Linked DNA regions of Homo sapiens: region 2 is linked to region 1. Evidence: chromatin contacts called from ENCODE Hi-C or POLR2A ChIA-PET data. All regions are on one chromosome and are shown on one strand. The core of a region is the stretch at or near the end of the contact, and the rest is flanking DNA. Distances in the headings are between cores, read along the strand shown.

What was found. Hi-C counts contacts between places; a loop is a spot of excess contacts on that map. ChIA-PET counts read pairs that join two places held with the same protein, here RNA polymerase II (POLR2A). Pooled maps may share reads with other maps.
Region 2: a loop to region 1 is called in a pooled map, with 5 times the contacts of the local background. The contact joins the enhancer-like site here to the promoter of KIF14 in region 1. A Hi-C loop is called at or near these places in 5 of 50 pooled maps. POLR2A ChIA-PET finds 5 or more read pairs at or near these places in 2 of 52 experiments (activated naive CD4-positive, alpha-beta T cell and naive thymus-derived CD8-positive, alpha-beta T cell).

The regions. Positions count from the first base shown.
Region 1 is chr1:200,618,448-200,623,673 of GRCh38, forward strand. KIF14 (kinesin family member 14) reads right to left here and starts at 2,304. Exons shown (of 30, transcript NM_014875.3): 1 at 1,964-2,304; 2 at 1-391. The coding sequence starts at 276. RefSeq lists an enhancer at 1,572-2,073 and a silencer at 2,242-2,391.
Region 2 is chr1:200,350,272-200,355,497 of GRCh38, forward strand. The region is part of intron 4 of LINC00862 (long intergenic non-protein coding RNA 862); the gene reads right to left. Among named protein-coding and RNA genes, the nearest start is that of LINC00862, 21 kb to the right of the region's middle. RefSeq lists enhancers at 2,303-2,803, 2,804-3,304, 5,114-5,226. Within about 2 kb of position 1,965, at least 6 of the 41 ENCODE cell types and tissues checked have a DNase peak (open chromatin) inside an H3K27ac peak, as active enhancers do.

The DNA of each region.
Region 1 (5,226 bases), core at 1,054-3,553:
CCTCTGAAGTGCCAATCTACCTACAGGATTAGGGGTAAGGGGCATGTCTGCTGTTTTTCTACTGGCAGAAATAACATAAGTTCTATTTATGTCTCTGACTTTACCTGCAGATCTCAATAATGGATCATCATTTTCACATTCTGACATATCCGACTTCAAATGCAGCTTAAGTCGGCTACTGTGGGTGAGGGCATTCAGTGATGAACTATTTTGGGAAGAAGGAATATCAAGAATATCACCGCTGTTATTTCTATTATGAGTACTGTGTAATGACATTTTGGCAGACAGTTATTTTAAAAAAGAATGTTACTAAGACCCTAAGCTCTTCTTTGGACATTCATTTGATTTCCAGCCATTTCTTATGTATCCATTTCTGAAAGTATCTGCTAAACTAAAAGAAAAAAAAAAGATTTAGATCACACAGACTACAAACAAGCTTTAAAAATATAGAGAGAACATCCCATTGTGTAAGTAAATTCCCAGAGGCATACATTACAATAGATCACAATCTGCAGCTCAGATACTGCTTCCAAGCAACTTCAGGCAAGTCTCTCAGAGAACTTACCATCATTATTCAACAAATATTGACTAAGTTTCCATTAGTGCCAGGCCCTCTGATAGATACTGTAGACTTCAAAGACAAGAATACAATTCCCATTTCTTTAGTCTAGAAGAAATATACTGATAAGCCATATATCAGGCCAAATGTGTCAAGTGACTTAGAAGATGTAAAAAGTGCATGCCAACATAGATTTTCAAGTACTTCCAGTGTGGGGAATGGGAAGGACTAAAGGAAACCCTAGCACCTAAATCAGAGTGTGGAGCAAAGTATTTTTATAAATACCTGCTACACGTATTTTTTTTTTTTGCCAATGTTCCATAAGAAGGTTTATTTTATTTTATTTTTATAAAAATATTTTTTTTGAGATGGAGTCTTGCTCTGTCACCAGGCTGGAGTGCAGTGGCACGACCTTGGCTTGCTGCAACCTCCTCCTCCTGTATTCAAGCAAATCTCCTGCCTTAGCCTCCCAAGTAGCTGGGACTACAGGCGCCCACCACCATGCCCAGCTAATTTTTGTATTTTTAGTAGAGACGGGGTTTCACCATGTTGGCCAGGATGGTCTCGATATCTTGACCTTGTGATCCGCCCGCCTCGGCCTCCCAAAGTGCTGGGATTACAGGCGTGAGCCACCGCGTCCGGCCCATGTATGTTGAATACAGGAATGCCTATAGAGAAGATTGAATTGATTGGTGTCACGAGGCAGATTATTCCCAAGTACCACAGGCAGTAAGTACGATAAGTACTGTAAATTAATTGTGTTGAGAAAAACCATGCAAGATTAGATAAACAGACAACCTGCCCTTTAGCAGTAAGACAACAAATTAGACAGAGGTGTATGTAAATATACAGCAACAATATCTATCAGGTATTAACGTTTTAAAGAAAGGGAACAGCAGTGACAGCTAAGAGACCTGGCTTTTAGTCAGCTTTGTATCCAACTCCTTACAAGGATGTAAACAAGACTTTAAATTTGCATGCCGGGTTCTAACCTGTAAAATGACACTGGTTCAAACTATTGCAAAGATTATTGCTAGCGAGGAACAAATTAATGGAAGTTCATTTTTAAATGAGGCTTTTAAATTTTTACATAAATAACAGTCATTACAAAAAAAATTCGTCAGCTTATAAGCATCTCCCATCAACGTTTCAACTCAAAATACAGAATTTTCCTGTTATGAAATGAATTTAAAGGCAAAAAGAAGATTCTGGAAATTCTCTTGCAACTAAAAACCATTTGCGATTTGCACAAATCAATACGGTTTCTGTTTGAGGAGTTTCGCCATCAGATTTTAAAGAGGACTGGAAGGAATACAAGGAAAATAAGCACAATCCAAACCAAAACATCCGGTGATTCTGTTCTTTCTCTGCTAGTCATTACCAGGGGCTATGACTAAGAATTACCTCTTAATGCCAACCGACTCGGGGAGACTCGGGGAGAAGCCCACGGGCCGAGAGGCCCTGAAGTCCGGCTTCCCGGTCCCAGCAGAGACGCTGCCTTGCGCCCTTCGTTCGGGGACCCCTTCGCCGCCGACCTGGAATGCTGAGGAACTGAATGGGGGACTGGAGCTAAGACCACCCGCCCGCAGAGCAGTGGTCGCCTGTAGGGAAAGCGTCCGCACGCCCTCCCCAGTGCCGAAACTTCGCCCCTCCGCAGGGTCCGGCACCTTGGGGACCCCCTCGACACAGTCCCCACGCCACTCACCACCTCCAGCGCCGGCTCCCCAGAAGGCCGCAATTTGAATGGGCGCCCCGCCTTCTGATTGGCTGCTGGGCGTCGCGTCGGGTGCCGCGCCTTTGCTTCCACCCGCCCCCCGGAAGTGCCGGTGGTTGGGCTCCGGTAGCCGTCTCTGAATGCTGGACTCGCCCCACCCTCATCTCCCAGGCAACGCTCCCTCCCCTCCTCGGGTTCTGCTAAAGCGTGGAGCTTGGCCCCCTTTAAATCCGACCAGAGGAAGGGGCGGCGGTCGCGGGCGCAGCGGGCCCCTCGTTGAAGTGGGTGTCAAACGAAAAGCATGACAGTGACACTCTTGTCGGTCTTTAATCTAAAAGAAGCCATTACATCGAAGACTTCACATTGTAAATGGATATTTGCCCCCAAGTTAATCATAATAATTAACTTTTCTAGTGTTTCCTATGCAAGGCGTTCACGTAGGAAATATGCTAAATGTCTTATATGAATTTTTAAACAGTCCTGAAAATCTTGTGAGATAAATATTAATGTTATCCCTCGTTTACAGATGAGGAACTGAGGTTTAGAGTTAAACTTGTGAAAGATCAGACAATTAGCAGTGGCATAACTAGAACTTGAAGGTTCTTGCCGCCGTACAATGTAACTCCGTTTCAGTAAAAGTTCCCTTTTTTTAATTTTTTTTTTCTTTTTTGAGACGGAGTCTCGCTCTGCAGCCCAGGCTGGAGTGCAGTGGCCCCTGCAACCTCCGCCTCCCTGGTTCAAGCGATTCTCCTGCCTCAGCCTCTGGAGTAGCTGGGATTACAGGCGCGCACCACCACGCCCAGCTAATTTTTGTATTTTTAGTAGAGACGGGGTTTCACCATATTGGCCAGGCTGGTCTCGAATTCCTGACCTTGTAAGCTGCCAGGCGTGAGCCACTGCGCCGCCCAGCCCCCATAAGATTTTGAAATCTGAAAAAATATTACAAATACATTCTGAAAAATAACCAAATAAATGAGAAAGACTAGATAAATAGATATTGTAAAGCAACAATGTTTTTTAAACAGGCAAAAAGTACAGAGATATTGAAGAAGTATTCACTGAGATAGAGACCATAAGTAGCTCCAATTATATAGACCAACCAAACAGATGATAAAGTACTCATTCTAAATCTTACTCTAAAAATCATTCTAAAACTCAATTAAAATTAAGGTATAAGGAAACTATCAGAAAATAGAATATAATATTTATCAGGGCCAGGTGCGGTGGCTCACGCCTGTAATCTTAGCACTTTGGGAGACCAAGGCAGGCGGATCACTTGCAGTCAGGAGTTTAAAACCAGCCTGGCTAACATGGTGAAACCCCGTCTCTCCTAAAAATACAAAAATTAGGCAGCCGTGGTGGCGGGCCCCTGTAATCCCCGTTACTCAGGAGGCTGAGGCAGGAGAATCACGTGAACCGGGTAGGCGGAGGTTGCAGTGAGCCGAGATCGCGCCATTGCACTCCAGCCTGGGGGACAAGAGAGAAACTCCGTCTCAAGAAAAAAAAAAAAAAAAGTTATCACATCTATGGGAAAATGATCATTCAATTTAGAAACAAAGCAAGATATGTCAAAGAAAAGACAGACAAACTCAAATACATAAAAATTTTAAACATATGTATAATTCAAAATAATAAAAATAAAATGTAACTGGAAATATATATTAAACATGACAGAAGACATAAAGACCTTTTTCAATTTTAAAAGGAAAATAAGCTCATAAATAGAATAAAGCAAGTATTTTTTTAAATCCACCAGAGGGAGACAAACAGAAAGAAAACGTGGAAAGAGTCGAAGTAAAACTGGCACGTTTGAAGCTTTCTGGATTATGTAAGATTTAAAGAAAAATGATTAACTCATGCTAATTAATGATCTCTTAAGATTAAATTTTTTTTTTTTGAGACGGAGTTTCGCTCTAGTTGCCCAGGCTGGAGTGCAATGGCTTGATCTTGGCTCACCGCAACGTCCGTCTCCCAGGTTCAAGCGATTCTCCTGCCTCAGCCTCCCGAGTAGATGGGATTACAGGCGTGCACCACAACCCCAGCTAATTTTGTATTTTTAGTAGAGAAGGGGTTTCTCCATGTTGGTCAAGCTGGTCTCGAACTCTCGACCTTAGGTGATCCACCTACCTCAGCCCCCCAAAGTGCTGGGATTACAGGCGTGAGCCACTGCGCCCGGCCTAAGATTAAATCTATTACAATTTAGCAAATTTCACAATTTTTAAATTATTAAAATGTGGTATGTATTTTCCTGGTGTTTGTATCTAGTTGCACTTGGGGTCTATAACGAAAAGGTGCAATAGGAAATTAATAATTTTAAAATGCAAAGGACAAAGCAAAAGTTGTGGAAAAGTGGTAAGAGCACTTTGGATTCTAGCTGAGGATCTGTCTCAACCTAATGGTGAGACCAGAGATAAGTCTCCTTACTGTAGATCCCTCGCTTGTGAAACGAAAGTGCTGGATTAAATCATCATAACCAGCAAGGATTGAGTCCTTTCTTTGTGCAAGATAAATAACCTAACTCCATAACCTTATAAGATAGGTATTATGATTATCGCTGTTTTACACATGAGGGAAAGTGGGTTTCCAAGGAGTTAAATAGCTTGCCTGACATTATACAACTACTGGGTCACAGAGTTAGGTTCAGAACTCAGGAAATTAAACACCATTTCCTGTGCTCTGTACCACTACCCTGTACAACAGTTTTTACAGATTCTTTCTGGATCTCAAATGTCTATGGCTTTATAATAAGGACAAGAGTTAAACAAACTGCATGAACCTAAAGGTATTTTAAAATCTGTCATATTTTGTATTTTCCTTCTAATTTTCTTTTTTTTATTTTTATTATTATTATTATTATTATTTTGAGACGGAGTCTTGCTCTGTCGCCCAGGCTAGAGTGCAGTGGCGCCATCTTGGCTCACAGCAAGCTCTGCCTCCCGGGTTCACGCCATTC
Region 2 (5,226 bases), core at 715-3,214, 270 kb before region 1:
AGGTTGCAGTGAGCTGAGATTGCACCACTGCACTCCAGCCTGGACATCAGAGTGAGACTCCATCTCAAAAAAAAAAAAAAACCTCCAGCCTGGCCAATATGGTGAAACTCTATCTCTACTAAAAATACAAAAATTAGCTGGTCTTGGTGGCATGCACCTGTAGTCCCAGCTACTCAGGAGGCTGAGACAGGAGAACTGTTTAAACCCGGGAACCAGAGGTTGCAGTGAACTGAGACTGTGCCACTGCACTCCAGCCTGGGCATCAGAGTGAGACTCCATCTCAAAAAAAAAAAAACAAACAAAAACCTCCAGCCTGGCCAATATGGTGAAACCCCGTCTCTACTAAAAATTCAAAAATTAGCTGGGTGTGGTGGCACGCAACTGCAGTCCCAGCTACTCATGAGGCTGAGGCAGAAGAATCGCTTGAACCCGGGAGGCGGAGGTTGCAGTGAGCCGAGATTGTGCCACTGCACTCCAGCCTAGGTGACAGAGCAAGACTCCATCTCAAAAAAAAAAAAAAAAAAAAAAGGCCAGTCGCCTGTAATCCTAGCACTTTGGGAGGCCAAGGTTGGTGGATCACCTGAGGTCAGCAGTTCAAGACCAGCCTGACTAACATGGTAAAACCCCATCTCTACTAAAACTATAAAAATTAGCTGGGTGTGGTGGTGCACACCTGTAGTCCTAGCTACTCGGGAGGCTGAGGCAGGAGAATCACTTGAACCCAGGAGGCGGAGGTTGCAGTGAGCAGAGGTCACACCACTGCACTCCAGCCTGGGCAACAAGAATGAAACTCCATCTCCAAAAAAACCAAACAAACAACAACAGAAAACTGTATATAATATATACATATTTTTGAGACAGCATCTTGCTGTGTCAGCCATGCTGGAGTGCAGTGGCATGATCACAGCTCACTCTCAAGTGATCCTCTTGCCTCAGCCTCCCAAGTAGCTGGGACTACAGGCATGCACCACCAAGCCCGGCTAATTTTTGTGTTTTTTGATAGAGATGGGGTTTTGCCATCTAATTAAAAATAAAAGGAACTGCAGAATATTTTACTGGGGAGAATAAAAAGAAGACTACTCACCTTGCTTACTCAGTATCACTCACAATATGACCCCTGCCTACCTTTCTATGGGTGTTTCTGAAGATTGCTCTTCATATAATCTATCCTCCAGCCAAACTGGGTTTCTCAGATTGCTTTGCATTTTTCTGCTTCCCTCCCCTCCTACCTTTCTCAGATGTGCCCTCTGCCTGGAATATTGCCTTCCAGAAATTAGTACCCTCCCAACTCAGTACACGTGTCTATCAAAACACTAACAGCCCCACCCATCTCACAGGATCCTCTGAATCTTTCTCTCTATTCAGTGACTATGGCTTTGTGCTGCCTTCAAGGCATTACTATTTCATTCTATGCCAAAAATACTCATCCAAAGGCCAATCCTACACACAAGTTCTGGGGGGTCTCTAAACACGCTAAAATCATTGCAAAATCATGTGAGCCCAAGCGCACACACACACGTGTGTGTGTGTGTGTGTGTGTGTGTGTGTACACACTATGTGCATTTTTTGGGGGAAAGAGGACACATATGTTTCCCCAGATTTTCAAATCTTCCACGACCCTAAAAAAGTAATTTAATTCTCATTTGGTCATTTTGTCCTTCCTGCTTCACAGTAACCTCCAGGATTTGTCCAGATCAGTGCCTCCTTAGTGCCTGGAAAAGAGCCTGGCACAAAACAGGCATTAGGTTGTTGAGTTCAACTGGATAGAGTCAACACACATGTTGGTGTTTACCAAGAAGAGAGGGGAAAGTTTTAAAAACAAAGAAGGAAAAGAAAACCCTTCATTCTTTCAAATTAAAGATTGTATCACAACCCAAACAAGAACAAAAGTGAAAGTGAAATTACTGTATTTTTTTTTAAAGCTTTCAGCCCAGCCTACTGGCAAGGCTAAGATTGTGGACCAGGAGGGATCTTTTGCAGTCCTCAGTCTGCCTCTGACTCCCTGGGATCTTGGGTAATAAGTATCTCAAACTCGCTATACCTCATTTCCTATTTATGCAACATGGAAAATAATTCTTGCCCCTTATCTACCAAGTAAGGAGACTGTAAGGAAAACAGATGACACACAAAATGCTTTTTGAACTCTTCATTAGGCAGAGTCTTTACAAATCTTTTCGTCAGAGAGTCTGTGGTTACAAAGGCCCACTCGGCTCTAGTGGTTGTTTTGATGTCCTGCCTTCTTTCAGGTCTAAAATACTTCCAAATGTGCTCAAATTTAGCATTGACATAAGAAAATCTTGGGCTGGAATGCTCTCTGACCACATGCTGGAGCAGCATTTCTCAACAATTTTTAACTCATATTCCCATTTGATAAGCATTAAAAATCTCACTCCTTTTTAAAATTTTGTTTTATGAAAACAAAGGTTGGTTTTTTTCCCCTTTTCAGAGTATATAATTCTATAATAAATACTGCTTGGCAAAAAAATTGGGAATGAACTGTTGATTTGCAACAGCATGAACAAATCTCAAATGCATTATGCCATGTGAAAGAAGCCAGACCAAAGAGAAGAGCACATGGTGTATGATTCCACTCATATAAAATTCTAGAAAGGCGGCCAGGCACAGTGGCTCATGCCTGTAATCCCAGCACTTTGGGAGGCCAAGGCGAGCGGATCACCTAAGGTTGGGAGTTTGAGACCAGCCTGGCCAACATGGTGAAACCCCATCTCTACTAAAAATACAAAAATTAGCCGGGCATGGTGGTGGACACCTGTAATCCCAGCTACTCGAGAGGCTGAGGCAGGAGAATCGCTTGAACCTGGGAGGCAGACATTGCAGTGAGCCGAGATCATGCCATTGCACTCCAGCCTGGGAGACAGAGTGAGACTCCGTGTCCAAAAAAAAAATTTCCTTTTTCAAACTATACCCCTCTCCACCCTGTCCCCATAAACATTGTTCTGAACAGTGAGCACACTGACCACCTAGGAGGTCCCTCATTCATTCTTGAGCCCCCAAGACTTAGCACAGTAAGCAAGCTCTGACTGTCAGTACCCGCCTTCCACATAGGCCATTTCCTGCCCTAAGATCTGTTCTGTTCTCTCCTGGGAATGACCTTTTCCTGCTTCTGTTTCTTCTTCATTCCAGATGCAGCTCAGGAATCTTCTCCATCAGCCTTCCCTGAATCTCTGCTCAAGCCTGTGCTCCACAGCTCCTGAGCATGTTTCTAGCTGCCACTCACCACTTTGTACTGATTTTATCTGTTGAAGCTTCTAGCCTTCCTCATGAGATAGTAAACAGAAAGGGGTTCTTAACCTTTTTTTGTGCCTCCTAAAGCCTTCTCAAAATATGGTAAAATAGACATAGGCATATGCAGAAAACTAATTATGAAATACAGTTATCAAACTATTCAAACATTTATTGGCTGTCATACCATATGTGCCTTGTTATTGATCTAGTGGTAAATCAAATGACTACCATTATTTCAAAGTAGTGATATGTATAAATGGGAATAGCTGTCACTCCTGTGGCTTGTCATTACCATTGATAACTGAAGGAAATACTGTATTGCAGTTAGAGGGTGATAAAACTGTAATCTTTTCCTATAAAAGTTCACAGGGCCCCTGAATTCCACCCAAGGACAAGGAGCCACAGGGCCCTAGAAAGGTTTTTAGAGGGGCTGTGTCCTCTTTATCTTTGGGTTCTCAATGCCCTCAGCACACAGCAGGGAACTTAATATCTCAGCTATAAAACAAGGTAAGAACAATAACAATATTAAGTATAAATTCAAAAAACTAAGATAGTTTTTCCTGCTAATACTTGTTACTATTACTACTAGTATGCTTACACCAAAGTGTGTCCTGGAAAATGGTTTACCGACTGCCAAAGACCTTGAAAATACATTTACCTGGAACCATAGCATTCCCTGGCCACCTCATAACATTCTTCAGTTCTTCAAAGTATTAGCATAAAACCATGGAAAGAAATATATAAAGATCAGGGGGATTTAGAGGAGGAAGTCAATTCCCTTAATGTGACCTCACCATGTACAATGTGACCTTCAAATGGAGCATGTAGCTCTCTAAATCCTTGAGAAATGGATGAAATTCCCTTTGCTCAGTCTTTTTCTTCTCATTGCAGTGGTGAATAACGCAAGATGTCTCATGCTAACCACGGCCCTCTCTTGATATTACTAAATACTTCCTTTCTTCTCTATTTGTTGTTGCAGTTATTGTTGAGAGCATTTCATAACAGTGTGAAAACAATGAAATGAGTTCAAGTAAACTGAAGTAACAATGAAGCACCTACAGAGAAAAAAAAGTCCTGTTCACAGTGAGCTTTCACATGACCTTCTTTTTTATTTTAATTGAGACAGGGTCTCTGTCGCCCAGGCTGGAGTGCAGTGGTGCAACCATGGCTCACACAGCCTCAACCTCCTGAGCTCAGGTGATTCTCCCAACTCAGCCTCCAGAGCAGCTGGGACTACAGGTGCGTGCCAACACACCCAGCTTTTCTGTATTTTTTGTAGAGATGGAGTTTCGCCATGTTGCACAGGCTGGTCTCAAACTCCTGCGCTCGAGTGATCCGCCCGCATTGGCCTCCCAAAATGTTGGGATTACATGCATGAGCCATCACGCCTGGCCAACCTTCTTTAGTCTTAACAGTACACATTGAACCACCCACTCCTGGGTCCGGGTGGTGTGTGCGAGCCCAGGTCTGTCTCCATTCTGCTGGCAGTATGGAAAAGGCTACTCCTCTGCCTACTACATCACACCCATTTCCTTGGTATTTGAGGTGAATTGGTTCCTTCCAGCATAATTCTAAAGAACTAAGGTGAGAAAAAAAAATACCGTAAAATCTTTTTTACTCCTACCCAAGAAATTCGGGAGCCACTCTTTTTTTTTTTTTTTTTTTTTTTTTTTTGAGACGGAGTCTCACTCTGTAGCCCAGGCTGGAATGCACTGGCGCGATCTCGGCTCACTACAAGCTCCGCCTCCCGGGTTCACTCCATTCTCCTGCCTCAGCCTCCCGAGTAGCTGGGACAACAGGCGCCCGCCACCATACCCGGCTAATTTTTTGTATTTTTAGTAGAGACGGGGTTTCACCATGTTAGCCAGGATGGTTTCGATCTTCTGACCTTGTGATCCGCCCGCCTCGGCCTCCCAAAGTGCTGGGATTACAGGCGTGAGCCACCGCGCCTGGCCCTGGGAGCCACTCTTACCCTAAATC